3 separate regions of the Homo sapiens genome follow, and all the other regions are linked to region 1. Evidence: chromatin contacts called from ENCODE Hi-C or POLR2A ChIA-PET data. All regions are on one chromosome and are shown on one strand. Each heading gives the region's core, a stretch centred on a gene start or an enhancer-like site at or near the end of the contact. The rest is flanking DNA. Distances are from core to core; before and after follow the strand shown. Region 1 holds the start of SLAIN2 (SLAIN motif family member 2). Region 2 holds the start of TMEM165 (transmembrane protein 165). Region 3 holds the start of CHIC2 (cysteine rich hydrophobic domain 2).

Region 1 (2,798 bases), core at 166-2,665:
AATTTCATCAAGAAGTGGCTTATGACAATATAGCTTTGGTTTAAATTTTTAAATAGGACTCTTTTTCTCTGCCCCTAGAAGGACGTGGAAATGAAAGATGGATGTGATAACTGTCAATTCAGAGCTCTGCAAAACGCCAGACTCAATTCTTGTTTTAGAAAATAAGAGCCAGGGCTCGTTCCACCCTTGACTCTTCACACAGAGTAACAAAAAAAAAAAAAAAAAAAAAAAAGCAGCACCATCCTCTGCCCTCTCTTCACACAAAGCAAGGTTTACCCCACTACCCAAAGGGGAGTGCTGATTCATACGGTCTCCCCATCCCCGCCAGAAATGGGTCCCAAACACCAACCGCTGCATAGACGTAGACGACTCTGGTCTGCCCCTGACCCCCACACCTGGTGATACCTCATCAAGCAGACCCCTCTCCTACATCCAGAATGCCCAGGGCCACCATCCGAAAGCCAGTATCTTACACAAAGCAGGATCCCTGCCTACAAAGCAGTTTCCCACCTCCGACTCCTCCCCAGGCGAACAGCCCTTCTCAAGCTGCCCCAACCCACAGACCCCAATAGGGTCCAGCACTCAGAAGGTCCACAATCCAAAGGACAACGAGCTACAACCCTGTTACTTGCGCACGCCTCGAACCCCCAACTCCAGCTGACGTTCCCTCTGCCAAAGCAAGAAAACCACAAGTCGCCACAGGAGAGCGGACCCGGCTACACAAAGCGAGGCGCCCGACCAGAGGGACCCTCAGAGGACGCTCTCCGCCCCCGGGCCCGTCCCCGCCCAGCTCCTGCCCGGCGCCTCGCGCTCACCAGCTCTCCTCCTCCTCCTCCCAGCCTGACAGGCGCTCCAGCTCGTCGGGCCGCAGCGGCTCCACCTCGTCCAGCAAGCCGCCCTCGCCCGCCGCTAGCAAGGAGGTGGCGTCCCGCAGCTCTTCGCTACTCGTCCGCCTCGGGCCCGACCCGGGCCCGCCGCCCGACTTGGCGCTGAGGCCCAAGGGGAAGCCCCGAGGAGACGCCGCGCCGGAGGAGGGAATGGACGCGCCGGCCCGAACCGGGCTGCCGGGCCCAAGGGAGCCGGCGCCCTGCACGGCCCCCGAGCGGCTCCTCAGCTGTTCGTTCTGCTTCTCCAGCTTCTTCACCAGCTCCTGCAGCTTCCGCACCTCCTGGTCCGCGTTCACGTTGGAGTTAACGTCCTCCATCCCGGCCCCGCCGCCGCCGCCGCCTCCGCCGCCCGCTCGCTCTCGCAGCGACAGGGAAAGAGACGGAGGAAAGAGGCGTCGCCGCCGCTCACTCTAGCCGAGGCGCCGGCATATAGCAGGACCAGGCCCCACCGCCAGGGTCCCCCCACCTCGGGTTCCAAAGCGCCGCTGGCCCCAGCCGAACTGCCTCATCTGCGCCGGCTCCGGGATTGGGGGAGGCGGCGCCAATATCCGGCCCCTGCCGCCATCTTCCCTCCGTCCCTCCGCCCCCCGCGGGCCGGCCCAGTCGGTGACCTCAGAGCGTCGGGGGTGGACGCGGCCGCCGGCGGGCGCTGAGAGGACCCGGCGCCAGCTCGCGGCGGGGCGGGGCCACGGACGGGGCCTATGGGGCGGGGCCGGTGCTTGAGGGGCGGGGATTAGGCCGGAAGGGGCGTGTCGGCGGATGTGGGACGCGGCCGGGCTGGCTAGGGAGGGTCCCTGCAGAACGGGAGGCCAGCAGAAGGCTCGCGGCGGGCGGGGCTGAGGTGGCTAACAAGGTCCTCGAACAGCCTCGCCTGTTGGTCTGGGCGTGTGGGCGTGTTCTCCACCCCTTACAGGGAGTGTGGGACCCGCGGGCCAGTCTCGCCCTTGTTCCGGGCCGGATCTCGAGTGGGCGCTCAGCCCGGCGGTGGAGAGACAGTTTACTTTGTTCAGCAAATATTTAATCGATGCCGACTTTTAATTGGAGATTGTCTCGGCTGGCAGGAGCCTCTAGACTGCCTGTGTCCTGTTTCTTCCCCTGAAAATAAGAAACCCCAGTTTCAGACAGTTAAGAGAGGTCTAAGGTCAAAATAATCATAATTTCTTGAGTGCTTCCTACTGGCCAGACAGTGTGCTAAGCACTTTTAAAGGCATTATCTCATCGGTTAAAACATAGTTTTCCCGACTTAAAGTTTACAGCACACTGGGGCGGAAGCGGGGGATAGTAAACCGCTTCTCTACTCCCTTTCTCCGTTTATTGACTCACACTCTGTTCTTTGGATCACTTCCTTCGGAAAAAGTTCCTCGTAGTGTGTCTTGACTTTTTTAAAAGTTGTATGTTAAAAGTAGTTAAACACGCTGACAGATACTGAAGAATGAAGAAAATTGTAAGAATGTGAAGTCTGCCTTTAGAATGCGGCAGGAAACCTAAACAAAACTTAAATGCTTTGTTTTGATCACATTATCACAGTCGTTGGTCTTCAGAGGTCAATTGTGAACGGCTTTGGCTTGTGTTTGCAGCTTTTCTTCAGTTGCCGCCTCCACCCTTAGTTTAATAACAATGATCCAGTCCTGTTACACCTGAGTGTGGACTCATGCCATGACTGACTTGCTTCTACCCTTTAGCTTTTCTAGTGCCATATTCTCCGCCTGCCATATCTGATTCTTTTCTTAAATCCCATACTCTCTCATTCAGGAAACCTCTTCCCAACAATTCCACAAAGATCTAATTATTCTGCATATTCTAGCACTACGTGATCAATAGTTCTCAATAGGTGTTTGCACTTTTTTTTAAATTGCTTTTTTCTCTAAGAATTATTTTTCGTTTGTTTTTGTCTGTTTACTTGATTTAAGG
Region 2 (2,798 bases), core at 184-2,683, 7.1 Mb before region 1:
GCATATGAGCAAGAAAGCGGTGGCTAAAAAGCCTGGAGGTGAGCTGGAGCCAGATCAGAAGAAACCTGAACATCACTCTCCTAAAAAGGCTGGACTGAAATTAGTGGAGGCAACTCACCGACGACTTCTGACAAGATGGCAGAATTCAATGTTCGGGAAGATTAGTTACGTGGAGATGGGCTGGATGTGGCCTGGGTGGGAGTGGGGGTTTGAGTGCCACACTGGCCGGGATTCAGGGAGCAGATACTGGAAATGACGACAAAGCCCACGACTGGGAGAAGGGAGAAATGTTAAAACGCTGCCAAGTGACTAAGGACTAATTCTATTAACAGATTAAAAAGTTGATTTCTAGTATCTATTCAGGGAAGGACAAAATACAGGATTCTGTTTTACTTATAAATGTAGTTTTGGCATCCCACATCGCTGCAGCACGCTGTACTGCCGGAGACTAATTCCTCTGCGTTCCTAAAGGCTACTTCCTGCTAGCCAAAGCACATTTTTAAAAAGTGAGAGTCATGGTTCATAATCCATATTTGGCAAAAAGCACAGGCAGTGCCAAGTTGAATTTGGGTAAGCAGTTTGGCATAAGCTATTTCAACAATGAAATGGCCGATGTGATGATCCTCAGGGAATACAAAAAGCCTCCTAGCAGCCTTCTGTTAAAAACTTTTTGGTAGGGATGAGTCTTTCTAGCTACTCTAAGACACATCTGATCAATAAAACGCCCATCCCGGAGCAGCATCTTGGCCCTCCGGAGATCAACGTTTATAGCGGGCTCCTCTTGGACTCTCCCTCTCCCTTTCCCTAAAGGAGCGGGCAAGACCAGGCCTCACCGGAAAACAGCGCAGCCGACCGCCCTCCACCCCGGGAGCAGGGGCCGGGCTCCCCTCCCCCAGCCGAGGCCGGCGGAGTGCGGCGCTTTCAAAGGCCTGGAGCCTGGTACTCGGCGCAGCCGGCCCTGCAGCCTCGCTCGCCCCATCCCGGCCCGCTCACCTCGACCCGGGCCGGCTCGGGGCCCTGCACAGCCACAGGCTGCGGCTGCAGCTGCTGGGCCGGCGCCGGCGGTTCTTTGTTCCGGTGGCTAAGGTCTTCATCTGGGCCGGCCCGGACCGCAGCCGGGGCCCACAGCAGCGGAACCAGAAAGAGCAGAAGCAGCCGGGGCGCCGATGCGCGGCCGTTCCCTGGAGCCGCGGCCGCCATCCCGCCTGCCGGGCCGGCCGCGCACGGGCGCCGCAAGAGGAAGTGCCGGCGACGGGAAGCCTCGACCCCGAACAGCCTCCGCGGCGCGTCCTCACGACTCGCCGCCGCCGCCGCTTAGGGAGCAGTCAGCACCATCCGGGAGGTGCAAGCAGCGGGAGTGAGGTGAGGGGCAGGCCGAAGTCCGCAGCCCCGGCTCGGCGCCCGTCCTCTCCGGCGGCGGCTAAACTGGAGTCAGCCAGCTGCCTCGGCGCGGCCCAGCCCCGACTCCTCCCGGCCCCGTCCCTGCCCGCGACGGCCTCCCATTGGCCCGGCGACCGCCTTGGCGTCGTGACGTCCTCTGCCAGGTTGAGGTGCGGCGCGGGCCCTCCTCCCATTGGATCCGGCGCTCCCGGCAGGTACCCGGCGCCGCGTGTCCTTCCTCTGCTCGCATCCTCACCGCGCCGCGCCCGGGGCTCCCTTTCTCTCTCTGTGCCCCACCGTCCCAGGACTGCGAGGTCCTTCACTTCTGCTTCCTCCAGAGCCTTCCGCCGTAATGTCCGCACCCGCTGTTCCCTGCGCTTAGTCTCTCTTAGAGGTCAAATTAGTGCGAGCGCCTCTGGTTACGTGGCGCTGACTCGCAGGCACTGCCACGCCCAGCTCTGTTCCGCTCTCCCCCGCCGAGCCTCTGTGCCACCCTCCATGTGGCCACCTACCGCCAAAAACGTTCTTAGGAGCTCAAAATGCTATTTTTTTTTTAAAGTTCTGAAATGGGATTTGGAAATAACATGACATTTTTCAAGCCTTGTTTTAAGATACTGCCTATAATTACCCCAGACCAAAAATGGCTAACGTTGCCCTTGTCCAGTATGGCCTTGACGTTTTGGGTGCATCTTGTTTTGTGCTATTCCTTAGACCCTTTAAAAATGCTGGGCTTTTGAAATGGACTGTTTAAGACTTTTGCAGGATGGAGCTTTGAGTGGGCAAGACTAGAAGACAGGAAAGGATGGTCTTGAGTTAGGCTTGAGAATATTTTTACGTCTTCCCAAAAGAAAAAGTGAGCTACTTAATTACCATAAGTTTGAGACCTAGTCCCTAATAAAAATCGATAGTGCTAACCATGTGCCAGGCACTAATCTAATATTATACATATTTACATACAGTAAACCTGTACTCAGTAAAGAGCTAAGGAAGTTTATCACTAACTGAAACAAAAAATTAATCCACCAAAACAATCTGTGGGAAAGTGGGCAAACCTACTTTGAGTTCACCAAAGATACAGTGTTTGTCACAGGATAATAAAATTTCCGTCTGTTTTTTTGTTTTGTTGTTTTCTTTGTTTTTGTTTTTGAGACGGAGTTTCGCGCTTGTTGCTCAGGATGGAGTGCAATGGTGAGATCTCGGCCCACTGCAACCTCCTCCTCCCGGGTACAAGAGATTCTCCTGCCTCAGCTTCCCGAGTAGCTGGGATTACAGGCATGCTCCACCATACGCGGCTAACTTTGTAATTTTAGTAGAGATGGGGTTTCTCCATGTTGGTCAGGCTGGTCTCGAACTCCAGACCTCAGGTGATCTGCCGGCCTCGTCCTCTCAAAGTGCTGGGATTACAGGTGTGAGCCACC
Region 3 (2,798 bases), core at 205-2,704, 5.7 Mb before region 1:
CTTAACAATAGATAAGCTACCAGAAGTCAGGGCCTGTGCCTCATTCACACACGTCCACAGTGCCTGCCACATAGCTAGAGTTCAGTAGATATTTGTTGAATGAACAAATACCCTCCAGGGAGGGATACAATAAGTCTGATACAACTACTGTATTTTTCCTTCATTTTTTCTTGGCTAACCACACTCATTTCCTTCAGTTGTTTCCAAAAGGAGGTTGGCATCTCTCACTGTCCTCATTGACCTCCTTTGCACTTTCTCCACGTCAACAGTGACCCATCTAAAGCCGACTACTGTGACATGAACACTGCACTTGAAGAGCCTGACCAGCGCTGGGCTCAGTAGAACTATCCTTTCTTCTCCCATGGTGTATCCTCACTGTCCAGGACTCTCTTCTCAGAAGCCCACTCCTTCCCCTGTGCTGTTTATATGCTTAATGAAACCAAGTACCCAAAGTGACCGTTCAACTGTTACTAGGCAGCTAAGTAGACTCCATTAAACCTTTTCCTTCCTTCCTCCCCTTCTTTCTTTCTCTCCCATTCTTCTTTCATTCTTCTCGTCCTTCCTTCTATCCTTTCTTCCTTCCTGCCTCCTTTTCTTCCTCTCCTCTGCCCTTTCTTTCAGGTCTTTTTTGTGGTAGGAACTGGTAAGAAAAGGAAAGGAATTCCCTAAGATTTTAAGGAAACAACAACAAAAACCAGGTTATGTTTGGTGAGAGAGTTGGGGCAAGAAACTGCATCTTCTAATATGGAATCCAGGTAATTTATCAGTTTTTTTTCATAGCATGACTACGGTGAGATTTCTTGTAAGAAAAAAAAAAAAATACCAGCATCGCTGGCCTCATATATTGGATTATACTTAAGGGGATCAAGGGATAAGATGTTTGAATTTGGAGATGTCTTGAAAAATCCTGTGGTGAGCACAAATGTTTGCAGTGTCTCTGCTGGACTCCTCAAATTGGGAAAAAAGAGACTCTGGTTCTCATCATAGACTCAAAACCTGAGGAAAAGCGAGATGCGATTATTAGATAAACTGGCAATGACACGCACAAAAATGTGTCTATTCCAGCCAGGGCTTTTCTTTTCAGTTGTTTGTTTTGGTTAGAGATGACTTTGGGGAACTGCATGTCCCACTGGACATTCCAAGCTGCGTTGTCGGAGTCGCGGGTCGCGGCCTCCAGTCAGCGGAGCCGCCGCCCCCAGGGTCCGCCACCCAGAAGTCGGCGGAGGGGGGCCCGCCGGCGGGAGCGCGCGCCCCGGTCGCCGTCTGCGGGTAGAAGCAGAGGAAAGACGGTGGCCTGGGAGCGCGCGAGGCCGCACGTGCGCGCGCCCGCCCGCCCGCCAGCCAGTCCGCTCGCCCACGCGCCCACGCACGCGCCCGCCCGCCCGTTGGCCCGGGAAGTCTCGCGATGCCGTAGCCGGCTGCTCCCGCTGCGGGTGGCTCGGGCTGTTGCTGTGGTTTCCTGAGTTGCTGCTGCTGCGGCGGCGGCAGCGGCGTCTGTGCTTGTGGAGGTGTCGGCCTCTGGGCGGATGTTGACATTGTGTTGTTGTTATTGCTGATGGTAATGGCGGCGGCGGTGGCGGCGACGGTCCAGACCCCATCCCCTCTGTAGCCGGAGCCGAGACAGCCGACAGCGAACTCCGCGGCCTCGGAGCCGGCGGCAGCGGCGACTCCCCTCAGCCTCCGCCGCCTCGCCCGCCGGTACCCCGGCGCCAACCCCGGGAGTCAGGCCCTTTGGGCAGGGGAGCTCGGAGGCTCAGGATGGCGGATTTCGACGAAATCTATGAGGAAGAGGAGGACGAGGAGCGGGCCCTGGAGGAGCAGCTGCTCAAGTACTCGCCGGACCCGGTGGTCGTCCGCGGCTCCGGTCACGTCACCGTGTAAGGCCCGGAGGAGGGCGAGGGCGGGAGGTGCGGGCTGGGGTGGGCCCCGTTACTCCACGGGAGCCCCGTTTCCCCTGTGTCCGTCTGGTGTCGGGGGCCTTCCGAAAGAGTAGGCAACCAGGAAGTGAGAACTTGGCTTATTTTCATTTGTTTGGGTCTCCGAAGTGGGGACGGACGCTGTCCTTCCTCCTCCACACACCCCTTTAGCAGGCCCTACAGGCCCGGGCGATGTGACGATCCCAGTAGGCACGGGTTTTCATTAGGGTCTGCCCTGCGGGCCACCCTTCCTCTTCAGGGTGGAAGTACGTGTATTGACAGGGAGCCTCCTTGTTTTCTCGCCCAGTTACCCTGTGGTTGTCTGTGCCTTTGCACCCAGTGACATGGCTCAGAGGCCAGATCTGGGCCGTGTGAGACCCCAGTGACAATTGGCAGCGAAGCTCCGTTTCGTGTCTATTTCACACATACCCACAGGTCTCCCAGTTTTTCCACTAATTTCCGCAGAACTAATGCAAGTTCTTGTAATTGTACGTGATAAAAATATATAGTTGAACACAAATTTAAGATATACAGAAAGAAATATGTTTACAACAACAACAACAACAACTACGTGAGGGACATACACTCTGCTCAGGTTACTGAGGGAAAATTGTAGTCCTGAAGCTCCTCCTTGGGGCACGAACTTGGGGCTTGTTAATTTGGAAAGTCCCACTAGTAACATTAAAAGTCTGATATTAATAAGGAATGAAAGCTTTCGGAAAGACCATGACAAAGGAATGTGAAGCCTTGAACCAAATAATGAGCTGTCCGGAAGCAGGAAGTTTTGTAATGTTTCACTATGAAGTCCACAGTTTTGTACCACTTGATGTATTACATTGATACTCTCTCATTTTAGATCTCTTGTTCAAATAATAGATCAGA

Evidence for each region. Hi-C counts contacts between places; a loop is a spot of excess contacts on that map. ChIA-PET counts read pairs that join two places held with the same protein, here RNA polymerase II (POLR2A). Pooled maps may share reads with other maps.
Region 2: a map of naive thymus-derived CD4-positive, alpha-beta T cell shows a loop between it and region 1 (12-fold over the local background). The contact joins the promoter of TMEM165 here to the promoter of SLAIN2 in region 1. A Hi-C loop is called at or near these places in 1 of 168 maps with a recorded cell type or tissue (naive thymus-derived CD4-positive, alpha-beta T cell) and 7 of 50 pooled maps. POLR2A ChIA-PET finds 5 or more read pairs at or near these places in 1 of 52 experiments (OCI-LY7).
Region 3: a loop to region 1 is called in a map of natural killer cell, with 26 times the contacts of the local background. The contact joins the promoter of CHIC2 here to the promoter of SLAIN2 in region 1. A Hi-C loop is called at or near these places in 1 of 168 maps with a recorded cell type or tissue (natural killer cell), 1 of 37 single-sample maps with no recorded cell type and 8 of 50 pooled maps.

What each region holds. Positions count from the first base shown.
Region 1 is chr4:48,340,146-48,342,943 of GRCh38, reverse strand. SLAIN2 (SLAIN motif family member 2) reads right to left here and starts at 1,415. Exons shown (of 8, transcript NM_020846.2): 1 at 816-1,415. The coding sequence starts at 1,204. RefSeq lists silencers at 935-1,244, 1,385-1,724 and enhancers at 555-1,468, 1,875-1,994.
Region 2 is chr4:55,394,592-55,397,389 of GRCh38, reverse strand. TMEM165 (transmembrane protein 165) reads right to left here and starts at 1,433. Exons shown (of 6, transcript NM_018475.5): 1 at 994-1,433. The coding sequence starts at 1,200. RefSeq lists silencers at 758-1,227, 1,428-1,627.
Region 3 is chr4:54,063,261-54,066,058 of GRCh38, reverse strand. It overlaps CHIC2 (cysteine rich hydrophobic domain 2), which reads left to right and starts at 1,454. Exons shown (of 6, transcript NM_012110.4): 1 at 1,454-1,877. The coding sequence starts at 1,759. RefSeq lists silencers at 1,147-1,386, 1,617-1,746 and an enhancer at 1,546-2,046.